Linked DNA regions of Homo sapiens: region 1 is linked to region 2. A link is a contact called in ENCODE Hi-C data. All regions are on one chromosome and are shown on one strand. The core of a region is the stretch at or near the end of the contact, and the rest is flanking DNA. Distances in the headings are between cores, read along the strand shown.

The links. A loop is a pair of places that touch in the nucleus more often than their neighbours do. Pooled maps may share reads with other maps.
Region 1: a loop to region 2 is called in a pooled map, with 4 times the contacts of the local background. The contact joins two enhancer-like sites. A Hi-C loop is called at or near these places in 5 of 37 single-sample maps with no recorded cell type and 3 of 50 pooled maps.

Annotation. Positions count from the first base shown.
Region 1 is chr6:38,671,594-38,677,771 of GRCh38, reverse strand. GLO1 (glyoxalase I) reads left to right here. Exons shown (of 6, transcript NM_006708.3): 6 at 389-1,847. The coding sequence ends at 477. Among named protein-coding and RNA genes, the nearest start is that of GLO1, 28 kb to the left of the region's middle. Within about 2 kb of position 3,836, at least 2 of the 41 ENCODE cell types and tissues checked have a DNase peak (open chromatin) inside an H3K27ac peak, as active enhancers do.
Region 2 is chr6:38,305,362-38,311,284 of GRCh38, reverse strand. The region is part of intron 7 of BTBD9 (BTB domain containing 9); the gene reads left to right. Among named protein-coding and RNA genes, the nearest start is that of BTBD9-AS1, 170 kb to the left of the region's middle. Within about 2 kb of position 3,409, at least 2 of the 41 ENCODE cell types and tissues checked have a DNase peak (open chromatin) inside an H3K27ac peak, as active enhancers do.

The DNA.
Region 1 (6,178 bases), core at 2,587-5,086, 370 kb before region 2:
AAAATAATGTACTTCATTAAAATGCAAAGTAAATCTTTAATTAATAAAAGTTTTTAAGGCCAGGTGCAGTGGTTTGTGCTTGTAATCCCACCACTTTGGGAGGCAAGGCAGGAGGATTGCTTGAGGCCAGGAGTTTGATAGCAGCCTGGGCAGTACATTGAGATCCCGCCTCTACAAAATCAAAAAATTAGCCAGGCAAGGTGGTGCGTGCCTGTCGCCCCAGCTACTTGGCAGGCTGAGCTCAGGAGGTCAAGCCTGCCTTGGGCCATGATCATCCCATGCACTCCAGCCTGACATTCAGAGCAAGACCTTGTCTCAAAGAAAGAAAAACATTTTTATGGTGTTTTCTTTTTTAGTCTTTTCAATAATGAAAATTTTCATTTTACAGGTAAAATGAAAGGCCTGGCATTTATTCAAGATCCTGATGGCTACTGGATTGAAATTTTGAATCCTAACAAAATGGCAACCTTAATGTAGTGCTGTGAGAATTCTCCTTTGAGATTTCAGAAGAAAGGAAACAATGTGATTCAAGATATTTACATACCAGAAGCATCTAGGACTGATGGATCACTGTCCCGATTCAAATTATTCTTCAGTCCATTTCCCCTTCCTATTTCAGCTGTTCCTTTTCACCTAACTGTTCAGTCATTCTGGTTTTCAAGCAGTGCTTTATCTCATGTCCTTGAATATAGTTGTGTAACTTTATTTTTTAGGTAATAATTAGAACAGTTCCCTTCAGAGGCTGCATTTGCCTTCTTCTGCCACCTAAATATTACTTCCCTTCAAATCTGCCTTTGAATCATCATTTTTAAAAAAAAATTAACATGTTTTTGTTGTAGTTATCTTCTGGGGTTTCAATTCCTCAGAAACAACTTTTTTCACAACGGAAAGGAAAGAACACTAGTGTTCTTTCAGTAAAGTACAAAGTGTTTATTTTACAAAAGAGTAGGTACTCTTGAGAGCAATTCAAATCATGCTGACAAGGATACTGATAGAAAAAGTGATTTCTTCTTATTATAAAGTACATTTAAAGTTCAAGGACTAACCTTATTTATTTGGGAAAGGGGAGGAGGAAGGAAATGATATGGTACCCAGACACTGGGCTAGGCTGCAACTTTATCTCATTTAATACTCCCAGCTGTCATGTGAGAAAGAAAGCAGGCTAGGCATGTGAAATCACTTTCATGGATTATTAATGGATTTAAGAGGGCATCAATCAGCTCAACTCAAGATTTCATAATCATTTTTAGTATTTAGATTGTGCCTCAAAGTTGTAGTACCTCACAATACCTCCACTGGTTTCCTGTTGTAAAAACCTTCAGTGAGTTTGACCATTGTGCTCTTGGCTCTTGGGCTGGAGTACCGTGGTGAGGGAGTAAACACTAGAAGTCTTTAGTACAAAACTGCTCTAGGGACACCTGGTGATTCCTACACAAGTGATGTTTATATTTCTCATAAAGAGTCTTCCCTATCCCAAGGTCTTCATGATGCCAGTAGCCATATATGATAAATTATGTTCAGTGATAACTTAGTTATCAGAAATCAGCTCAGTGGTCTTCCCCGCCATGATTCACATTTGATGAGTTTTTAAAAATCAAAGTGATTTTGAAAATCTCTAATGGCTCAGAAAATAAAAACATCCAGTTTGTGGATGACTATATTTAGATTTCTCTAGACTCTAGTGGAAGACCTTTGGAAAGGCCATGCCAACCGTGCTTGTACTGCTAGAAGCACTTTATGTTTCCTTTTTGGGTGAAATGGATTTATGTGAGTGCTTTAAACAAATAGCAATACTTATAGACTGAAATAAAATGAAACTTCAAATAAGACTATGTTTAATTTGTAAACCTTTGTCCATCATGTTCTTTCTTTAAAAAAAAAAAAAAACAACTCCCCTTAGTGAGTACTGAAAGGATTTGAAAAGGCTTGTAGGCTCATTCTGAAGAGAGAACAATTGTGATTCTGTACAGCCCGTAAAGCAGGTAGTGTCTATGGATAAGGGAGTGTGGGAAAGGTGGGAAGAAGAAAGTGAATACGGAATAAAGGATTGTGGTAGATAAAGTGCAAACAGAAGAATATCAAAAGGTAAGGAACTTATGAAGACCAATTTCACATGTTGAGTGCTAGAACTGACAAACGGGAGGGCTAATACATTCACAAATTCAGTAATTTAAGCTTTATTTCCAAGGAAAGAAGCCTTCTCCACTTGCTGAGTAAAACTTGCCAAAAGATAGCCCTTGCTCATTCTTTAAATTCATTCCTATATGCATTTTTTTTAAATGTACAGTTGGCCCTTGAACAACATAGGTTTGAACTCCACTGGTTTATTTATACAGGGATTTTTTTCAAGCAAATGTGGGTTGAAAATACAGTACAAAGGGGGCTGACTTTTCATATGCCAACTGTGGGACTTAAGTATGCACAGATTTTGGTATCCATGGGCAGTCCTGGAACCAATCCTCCACATACACCGAGGGACAACTGTATATGGTAACACTACGCCTTGTTAGGGAAAAGAACAATTCACTTCCAAATTCACTTACCTGAGAAGTTGTACGAAAGTACAAAGTAGGTCACAAGAAGTAAGTTTTCTTATTTTCCATGATCATGGTCAATGTAAAACAAGTCAGTCTCCTATGAGCCCTACATAGCTAAGGCTAGAATGATTATAATACAGGTGGTTTGAATGAAGAGCAGATGGCTGAAAGGGAATCACTTGAGGCTTTCCCACACAGTATTTTGACCATGATTGCATAGAGTGTGTCTTAGTTGAGGCAATTTTAATAAAAATACCATAGACCGGGTGGCTTAAACAACAAACATTTATGTCTCACAGTTCTGGAGGCTGGGAAGTCCCAAGATCAAGGCACCAGCAGATCCAGTGTCTGGTGAGGACCCACTTCCTGACTTGTAGACAGGCACCTTCTCACTGTGTTCTCACACATCCAAGATAAATCATCTCTTAAAAGGGCACTAATTCCATTCATGAGGGTTCTACCCTCATGACATTACCTCCCAAAGGCCCCACCTCCGAATACCATCACACTGAAAATTAGGCTTAAACATATGTATGGAAGGGAGCCGCAGGACACAAACATTCAGTCCATAGTACAGTATATATAAATAATCCTCAGCCATCCAACTGATTATGAAGAGTGTTAGTAAGGATGCTTGCTATTGGCAATAAGAAAAAAAGCCAGCACTTAAGAGATTGTAAAATGGATTGGTTGACCAGGCGCAGTGGCTCACGCCTGTTATCCCAGCACTTTGGGAGGCTGAGGCAGGTGGATCACTTGATGTCAGGAGTTTGAGACCAGCCTGACCAGCAAGATGAAACCCTGTCTCTACTGAAAATACAAAATTTGCCAGGCATGGTGGTGGGCACTTGTAATCCCAGCTGCTTGGGAGGCTGAGGCAGGATAATCACTTGAACCTGGGGGGTGAGCTGAGATCACGCCATTGTACTCCAGCCTGGGCAACAAGAGCGAAACTTCGTCTCAAAAATAATAATAAAATGGGTTGGTAGAGGGTTCAGAGATAACAAGAACCCCAGATTATTTCCATCTTTCCCATCCTGTCATTTTTAGCATTTTTTCTCACTGGACCAATAATATGATCAAAGATGCCTACCATGATTCTAGGTATCATGTGTAGACCAACAATGTTGATAGGATTTGGCTGTGTTCCCACCCAAATCTCACCTTGAATTGAAGTTCCCATAATCCCCACATGTCATTGGAAGGACCCAGTGGGAGGTAATTGAATCATGGGTGTGGTTTCCCCCATGCTATTCTCGTGATAGTGAGTTCTCACGGGATCTGATGGTTTGATAAGGGGCTTCCCCTTTCTCCTTCCTGCCACCCTGTGAAGAATGATGTGTTTGCTTCCCCTTCCGCCGTTATTGTAAGTTTCCTGAAACCTTCCCACCCTTGCAGAACTGTGAGTCAATTAAACCTCATTCCTTTATAAATTACCCAGTCTCGGGCATGTCCTTATAGCAGCATGAGAACGGACTAATAGAAATGTCCAGTGAAAGAAAATATCATTTTATTCCTCATGTGTCTTTGATAAGGAGTGAAAAACCTTTCCCTAAGCTCCTCAGCAAAATTCCCGTCATATCTCAACCAGTACTGGGTCACTTACCTGTCTAATCACTGGCCAAGGGGGTGGGAACACTCTGACTTAGATGGATCGTATTTACCCAAGCTGGCTGCATGAGGGTGGACAGTGAATCAGAATTGAGACTGCCAGAATGGAGGAGCAAATAGGGGCTTCTGGGTAGGTGTAAACAGAAACCGCACCCAGAGTCAAATTAGATATTGAGAATTAGATATTAGGTGCAGAGTACTGTAAGAAATGAAACATTTCTTGCCCTCAGAGCTTAGGTCTGAGATTGTGGTTCTCAATCATATTAGACTTAGCTGACCCTGTTTATAATAACATTGTAACATAATATCTATCACATCCACTATCCTGAAATGACATTCACATGATATAACCTACTTATTGGCACGACATGAAGAAACATCAGTCAATACCTTTATGGTAATATGAAGGAGAAATATAATCAGGTTGCAATAAAATTGTGCATTTTAGTATGTCAGTGCCCACATAGACTAGAAGACAATGGAGTAGTCAGGTGCTTGCCCTTACATATGGAAGAAGAAAACATCAGAGTATTGTTGACACTCTTTGATATTTTAAATAAAGACTGAATTTATGATTCATGAAGAGCTATAATTTTACAAATTTAAATACATATTCATAACAGGTGCATTTTACTGATGACTCAAAAACATGATGTTATGTTGGAAATATTTCCCAAAATGGTGATCAATTCTTGCTAAAGTTTCGAATAAAAGAGTAACTTTTTTGTTTATAGAATAGTTTTTTCCCTAGCAAATATTAAAATTATAAATGCAAATAAGTAAGATACAAGTTGTAAGTTCAGATAATAAAAAGCAGGCTTTAATTCTTTTTTAAAATTTAGAATAGTTTTAGATTTGCAGAAATGTTGCAAAGATAGTGCAGAATTCACATACACCACATACCTAGTTTCCCCTATTTTAAAAATCTTACATTAGTGTGGGACATTTATCACAATTAATGAAACTATATTGATATTATTAACTGAAGTCCATACTTATTCCAATTTCCTTCATTTTTACCTGCTGTTTCCTTACAGGTGACATTCAGGAAACCACATTCCATTTAGTCACCATGTATCCTTAGGCTACTCCAGACTGTGACAGTTTTTCAGACTTTCCTTGTTTTTGATGACTTTGACAGCTTTGAGGAGTACTCACTAGGTATTTTGCAAAACGTTTTTCAATTGGGATCTTCTGATTTTTTTTGTCATGATAAAACTGGGATTATTGTTTTTTGGAGGAATACCACAGAGACAAAGTGCTCTTGTCACATCAAGGGGACATACTATCAACATGACATGTCCCTGATCTTACTATGTTAACCTTAATCACCTGGCAGTGGTAGTGATGAGGAAGAAACTCATTATGTAAAGCCCACACTGGCTGGGGGGAGTTATGCTCCATCTCCTTGAGGGGAAAAGTAGGCTTTTTACCTATATGAATACTCAGTGGGACTTTCCAAAGTTATACAGGTCATTACAGGATGTCTAACATCCCTGCTCACCATCCACTAAATACCAATAGTGAAACCCAACCAAAAATGTCCCACAAGTCTCCGAAGTAACCCCTAGGGGTCAGTACTGCTCTGTTGAGAACCACTGGTCTAAGATTTCCAATTCAAGTTTCCTTAGAGTGTGAATTTAAAGCATTTATAAAGAAATCTGAGTACAGAATTCCTAATTTTATGCTTTCCTCCTTATTTACAGATGCTTTTTTCCTGCCTCTAATTCAGGAATTTATTTTAGGTATTTGCCTTTGAGTGTTCTTCTTTTATATAACTTTGTTTTACAAAAACTCATATTTTACATAAACTCATTTTCTTTTTACATGAACTCATATTTTATTGCCTTATATAATATTTAATTAAATTATATATTTAAAATTACAAGGATGATTGGATTGAGCACATTGGCAGTAGACACAATCGACTTGACAAGTAACTCATCTGAGGAAGTAGAAATGCACAGAGTGGCCAACTGGTTATAGTTACTCAGCCTGACAGGGCATCAGTTCTTTATTGAGGAAATGGT
Region 2 (5,923 bases), core at 2,160-4,659:
AGAATGATTCTTACCAGAGACTGTGAAAGGCAGTGGGTGGGTAGGGGGCAAGTGGGGATGGTTAATAGATACAAAAAAAAAAAAAATAGGATGAATAAGATCTAGCGTTTCATAGCACAGCAAGGTGACTATAGTCAATAATAATTTAATTGTACATTTAAAAATAACTAGAAAGGCCGGGTGCAGTGGCCCACGCCTGTAATCCCAGCACTTTGGGAGGCCGAGGCAGTCAGATCACCTGAGGTCAGCAGTTCGAGACCAGCCTGGCCAACATGGTGAAACCCCGTCTCTACTAAAACTGCAAAAAAAATTAGCCAGGTGAGGTGGCGCCTGCCTGTAAACTCAGCTACTCAGGAGGCTGAGGCAGGAGAATTGCTTGAACCCGGGGGGAGGTTGCAGTGAGTCAAGATCACGCCACTGCACTCCAGCCTGGGTGACAGAGCGAGACTTCGTCTCAAAAAACAAAACAAAACAAAACAAAACAAAACAAAGCTAGAAGGGTATAATTGGATTGTTTGTAACACAAAGAATAAATGCTTGAGGTGATGGATACCCTGTACCAAAATATTTCGTATACCCCGTAAATATATATATGCTTACTATGTACCCGCAAAAATTAAAAAATAAAAAAAACTACTGTATCCATTTTTTCATTTCCAAAAGCACTGAATGTAGGTCATTAAAAGAATTTAAAACAATAGTAAAAGGCTCTTTTAAAATTACCTTTTATTGTACTTTTTTCATCACACATTCAGTTAAGTCTACTGAAAAACATGGCATGATCTTGTTTCCTCAATCTAGATTAATTTTGGCCCCCAGAACATAGTATAAATTATATATTTTGCCCAGATTTTTTTTTTTTTCTGATAACTACTTCAGAAGTCTGATTAGGGTCATTCCAGGTGATTTGGAAGACTTTGGCTGCCTTTGAAGCCAAACTGCGCCAGGTCTCCAAGTTCACAGCTCAGGAGGCGTCCTTCACACTCAGGGATTTGCCCAATTTACCCACAGACCTGGACTGGTGCCTCAGGGTAGAACTGAGAGTGCCCAGTGGGACAAGTTGTTCCCTCAGGCACCCTTTGTGGTTTGATTAAGGAGTCTCAATACTGAATGCAGTATTCAGAAGTTCGTACTCACTTTTCCCCCTGGTGTGTTTCTTCGACATTCCAGTCTTACTTTCATGAGATCTGCGGAGATTCTTTCCTTCTCACACCTCTCACTCAATCCAGGATGGTTTGTGAGGGTTAAGGCACAAGAGATTTGGTGTTATGTCTCACCTTTTTCTCTCTGCCTCCAAAGGCTCTGGCAGGAAGATTCTGCCAAAGTGGGATTGTAGGAGCATACTTGCCACAGATCTGATGGGGACATTTTCTCTATAGCATACCCAGCTCCATTTAATGTTTAAACACCTCACTGTTAGTACTACTTTTAGAAAAAATCAAATTTTATAGTTATTGATGCATTTTAAAGAAATATTAATGTTTGAACCAGATACAGCCTCTAGCTTAAAAAAAAAAAAGAAAGGCTGCTACTTTATTCTTTATTAAAGGATCGTTAAAAAAAATTATTAAATAGGCTGGGCGCAGTGGTTCACACCTGTAATCCCAGCACTTTGGGAGGCCAAGGAGGGCAGATCATGAGGTCAGGAGATTGAGACCATCCTGGCCAACATGGTGAAACCCCGTCTCTACTAAAAATACAAAAGTTAGCTGGGCGTGGTGGTGCGTGCCTGTAGTCCCAGCTACTCGGGAGGCTGAGGCAGGAGAATCGCTTGAACCAGGGAGTTGGAGGTTGCAGTGAGCCGAGATCACATCAGCCTGGCAACAGAGAGAGATTCCATCTCAAAAAAAAAAAGTATTAAATAAACCACCACTTTTTCGTGGTTTTTTTGTTTGTTTGTTTGTTTGTTTATTTGGGAGATGGAATCTCACTCCGTCACCAAGGCCAGAGTGCAATGGTATGATCTCGGCTCACTGCAACCTCTGCCTCCTGGGTTAAGCAATTCTCCTGCCTCAGCCTTCCAAGTAGCTGGGATTATAGGCGCCCACCACCACGCCCAGCTAATTTTTGTATTTTTAGTAGAGACAGGGTTTCACCATGTTGGCCAGGCTGGTCTCGAACTCCTGACCTCAGGTGATCCACCTGCTTCAGCCTCCCAAAGTGCTGGGATTACAGGCATGAGCCACTGCACCTGGCCTTTTTGTGGGCTTTTTAAACAACCTTTTGCATGTCTTTTGTTCTCTGTTCAATGTGAATGAGAAATATTCCCCAAGCTGTGGTGACATCTCTGACTTGAGTCACAAACCTGTTGTGACCTGACGACCCTTTAAACTCGTAGTGTGGTACAAAAATAACTCTGTTGGCCCAGGCGCAGTGGCTCAGGCCTGTAATCCCAGCACTTTGGGGGGCTGAGGCAAGAGAAATGCTTGAGCTCAGGAGTTTGAGACCAGCCTGGGCAATATAGCAAAATCCCATCTCTACAAAAAATACAAAAAATAAATAAATAAATAAATAAGCCAGGCTTGGTGGCACATACCTGTAGTCCCAGCTACTCCAGAGGCTGAGGTGGGAGGATCACCTCATCCTGTGAGAGGTCGAGGCTGCAGTGAGCCGTGATCATGCCACTGCACTCCCGCCTGGGCAACAGAGTGAGACCCTGCTTCAAAAAAACAGAAACAAAACAAAACTCTGTTGATTTTAAGTAGCAATCCTGCAACAATTTGAACATCTTTTAGGGAAGAAGGAAAAATAAATTCATGTGAAACTTATGATACTACTCACAGAAAAAGATGCCCTTTATATTAAAACTTCTTAATTTTTTGAGAAATCATTTTGAAAACTTGCAAAACCAGTTTAAGTGACTATTTGTATGTTGGTTATTCCTTCTCCTGTGTTTGTATAAATCACGTTATGTTTACAGTGCAGATGTAAAGTCTCTTCCCTGACAAGTTATGTCCGGAGGAAAGAAAAAAATAGAGATATTGCCTGTTAGTTCAAACACAGAATTGGATGGTTGGTTTATCTTTTTTCTTTATACCTGGAAATGCCTCTGTCCTCAATTTCAAGGCCTCACCTTCAGAGTGAATCCCTCTTTGATATACTGCAGTGGTTATTACTGCTAACATCTGATGCTTGATTCTTTAAGGCCTTTGAATTGATTTTCTCAGCTAAAACCTCTAGCATTTAAACTACAGGATTGTCAAACTGCACATAAGAGAGTAAACCATACAGTTATTTTTGGAAAGTGCTTTCATTCAAAGGCCCCAGTGTGAGGAGAGAGAGAAAATTCACTGATCCTGGTGAACTTGTATGTTTGAGATCTACTGTTGCCACATCACCTCACTTCTGTCCCTGGGGATAACCATCTCTGATTTCTTATCTTCTAGAAAGCAGGCCACTTCCTCTGAAGTGTTTAGAGCTATAGCTTCATAAAATTTGCATGTGTTTGAGGGGCAAAAGGTGGAGGGGAACACATCTGAAGTTTAGGGAAGTTTTAACCTCTTCTTATCACTGGCTAAAATGGACTCAGCATGATTTTTGGAGCCCTTATAATCTTAAGATAAGATGTGATTTGGGCAACCTTGCTAATGTAAAAATTGGAGCTAGAACAGGAAAGATCAGAATACTGGATTAATGCTAATTAAACAGACAAAATAGCAAAGAAAGAAGGAAAAATCGATTAGGGGAAAGGGGCTCCAGTTTTCAAAAGGCATAGCCTGTTTTCCACCCATGGGCTTCACCCACAGGTATGGAGAGGTGGTCAGGACTGAATTCTCTGGAAGTGTGTTCAGAAGCAGCCTTCTCACAGAAGCAGGTGGGGGAAACTTTGGGAAAGGAAAAGCTTAAAAATTGTATGCTATATATAACCCATGGTTTTTCTTTGGTGATGTAATATATGATTGAAAAGTGATTTTCTTAACCTGATAGATAAAACTAGGCATTAATATAACTAAGTGCCTGTGTTGTAGAATACATTTTTACAGCTTTTTGATAGTTTCCAAGAAAGATGGGCTTGTTCTCTAATTAGCTATTGTTCTTTTACAGCTGTTAAGACAGAACAGCTGTGGATATTTTTTCCTCTTGAATAATTTGACAGAAGGTTGGATTACAGTTGGGTTAGAAGCTTGCCTGATCAGCAACAAATTCCTGTGTAGGCCTGGGGCTAGGCCACTGGTGTGTTTCCTCCTTTAAAAAAAGAAGTGATAGGTCTGTGGGAAGACCTCTAGGTAGGACCTTAAGCTAATAGTTATCTTCTTAAACAGGAAATCTTTGTATCTCTATGAAAATCTTGGCAATAGAGAATGATCTACTCAGAGATTATTAACCATTTGCTTGCTGCATGAACCACTGTGCTGTTAGAAAACAATTTTGTAATGAAAACAGCCAGGGAAACATTGAATAAAGCCCAGCAGAGCACAGTGTTTGAAGATGACAGTCCTCTGTAACTGCTAAGTGTTATTTCCTTTTACAAAATCTGCTTCAAGTGGGTCTTTTTCCTCCACCTCTCAAAAGTGATCTCTGGAGACAGTTAAATAACATGTCAGTCTTATCTTTAAATATAGCTGGTACAGGTGGCCCTCAGGTCATGTCCTACTGAAGTAATACTGCCTTTTAAAAAATTTATTACTCCTGAATTAAATTTAGAGGCAAGTCGTTGGCCACCCCTGGTGCTTTGTAAGAACAGAGAGCAGTAAAATTGTTTTCAGATCACTTTTTCTGCAGTTCCCTGCAGTCTGAGTCATTCCAATATTCATACACTTTGCAGAATGTATACACTTTGTTAACATGCAACTTTTGCATTCAGAAGCAGCAGATTAAATTTGTCTGAGCAGAATTGCTATGTGCACAGAGGGGGAAAAGTAATTTCTGTCCAGGCGGTTCACCTTTGCCTTTTGCTCCTAGCACAGGCTGTTGTAATAGGGATGTAGGTGAGGGATGGCAAAGGAACACCAGAAAGAGACAGATACAAGACACTGGGTTTTGGCAGCATGGTTTTGTAAACAAAGTGACACAAATTGGGACAGAAATTCCAGTGGGACAAGGGAGGAAACTGGAAGACTAGAAATAGAGCAGAAAGCTCAGTCCCATCCAGATGGTGTTTTTAATAAATTTATCAGACGCATATGAAAGACGATAATGAACATTCAAAATGGGGAGTGGCCCAGTTCCTCTGGGAAGAAAAACAGTGTGGAACCTTCTGTGTGCTGCATTCAGATATAGAATCACTCTCTAATTTTTCCCAGTAAGAAAGACCACAGAACTTATTCAAACCATTGAGTAATTGTTTAAGGCAGTCCAACTAGGTAGGCTGAGGTTTGTGTTTCTAGAAAGAAAAATTCATAACACAATTATTCCCTGCTGAAATGGAGGATTTGGCCTATGTATATTAGTAAACCAGTGGTGACATTTGATACAAACATCTTCTGTCACAACTACTGTAAGTGTGACTAAAGCAGACATTTCTCCCCCTCGGGCATAAAAGACCTTTTATAGTCTTTAAGGGTCAGGCATGGTGGCTCATACCTGTAATCTTAGCACTTTGGGAGGCTGAGGCAGGTGGATCACTTGAGGTCACAAGTTCGAGACCAGCCTGGCCAACATGGTGAAACCCCATCTCTACTAAAAACAAAAAAAAATTAGCCCGGTGTGGTGGCGTGCATCTGTAGTCCCAGCTACTCGGGAGGCTGAGCAGGAGAATTGCTTGAAACTGAGAGTTGGAGGTTGTAGTGAGTTGAGACCGTGCCACTGCACTCCAGCCTGGGCAACAGAGTGAGACTGTATCTCAAAAACAAACAAAACAAACAAAAACAATAACCTTTTATAGTCTTTAAAAGCTACATTGTTATCTGCATTCTTCTTCTCACTTTTGCCCCTCAAAATGTTTTCTCCATCAAACAATATTTTAGTCTACCATGAGTGACCA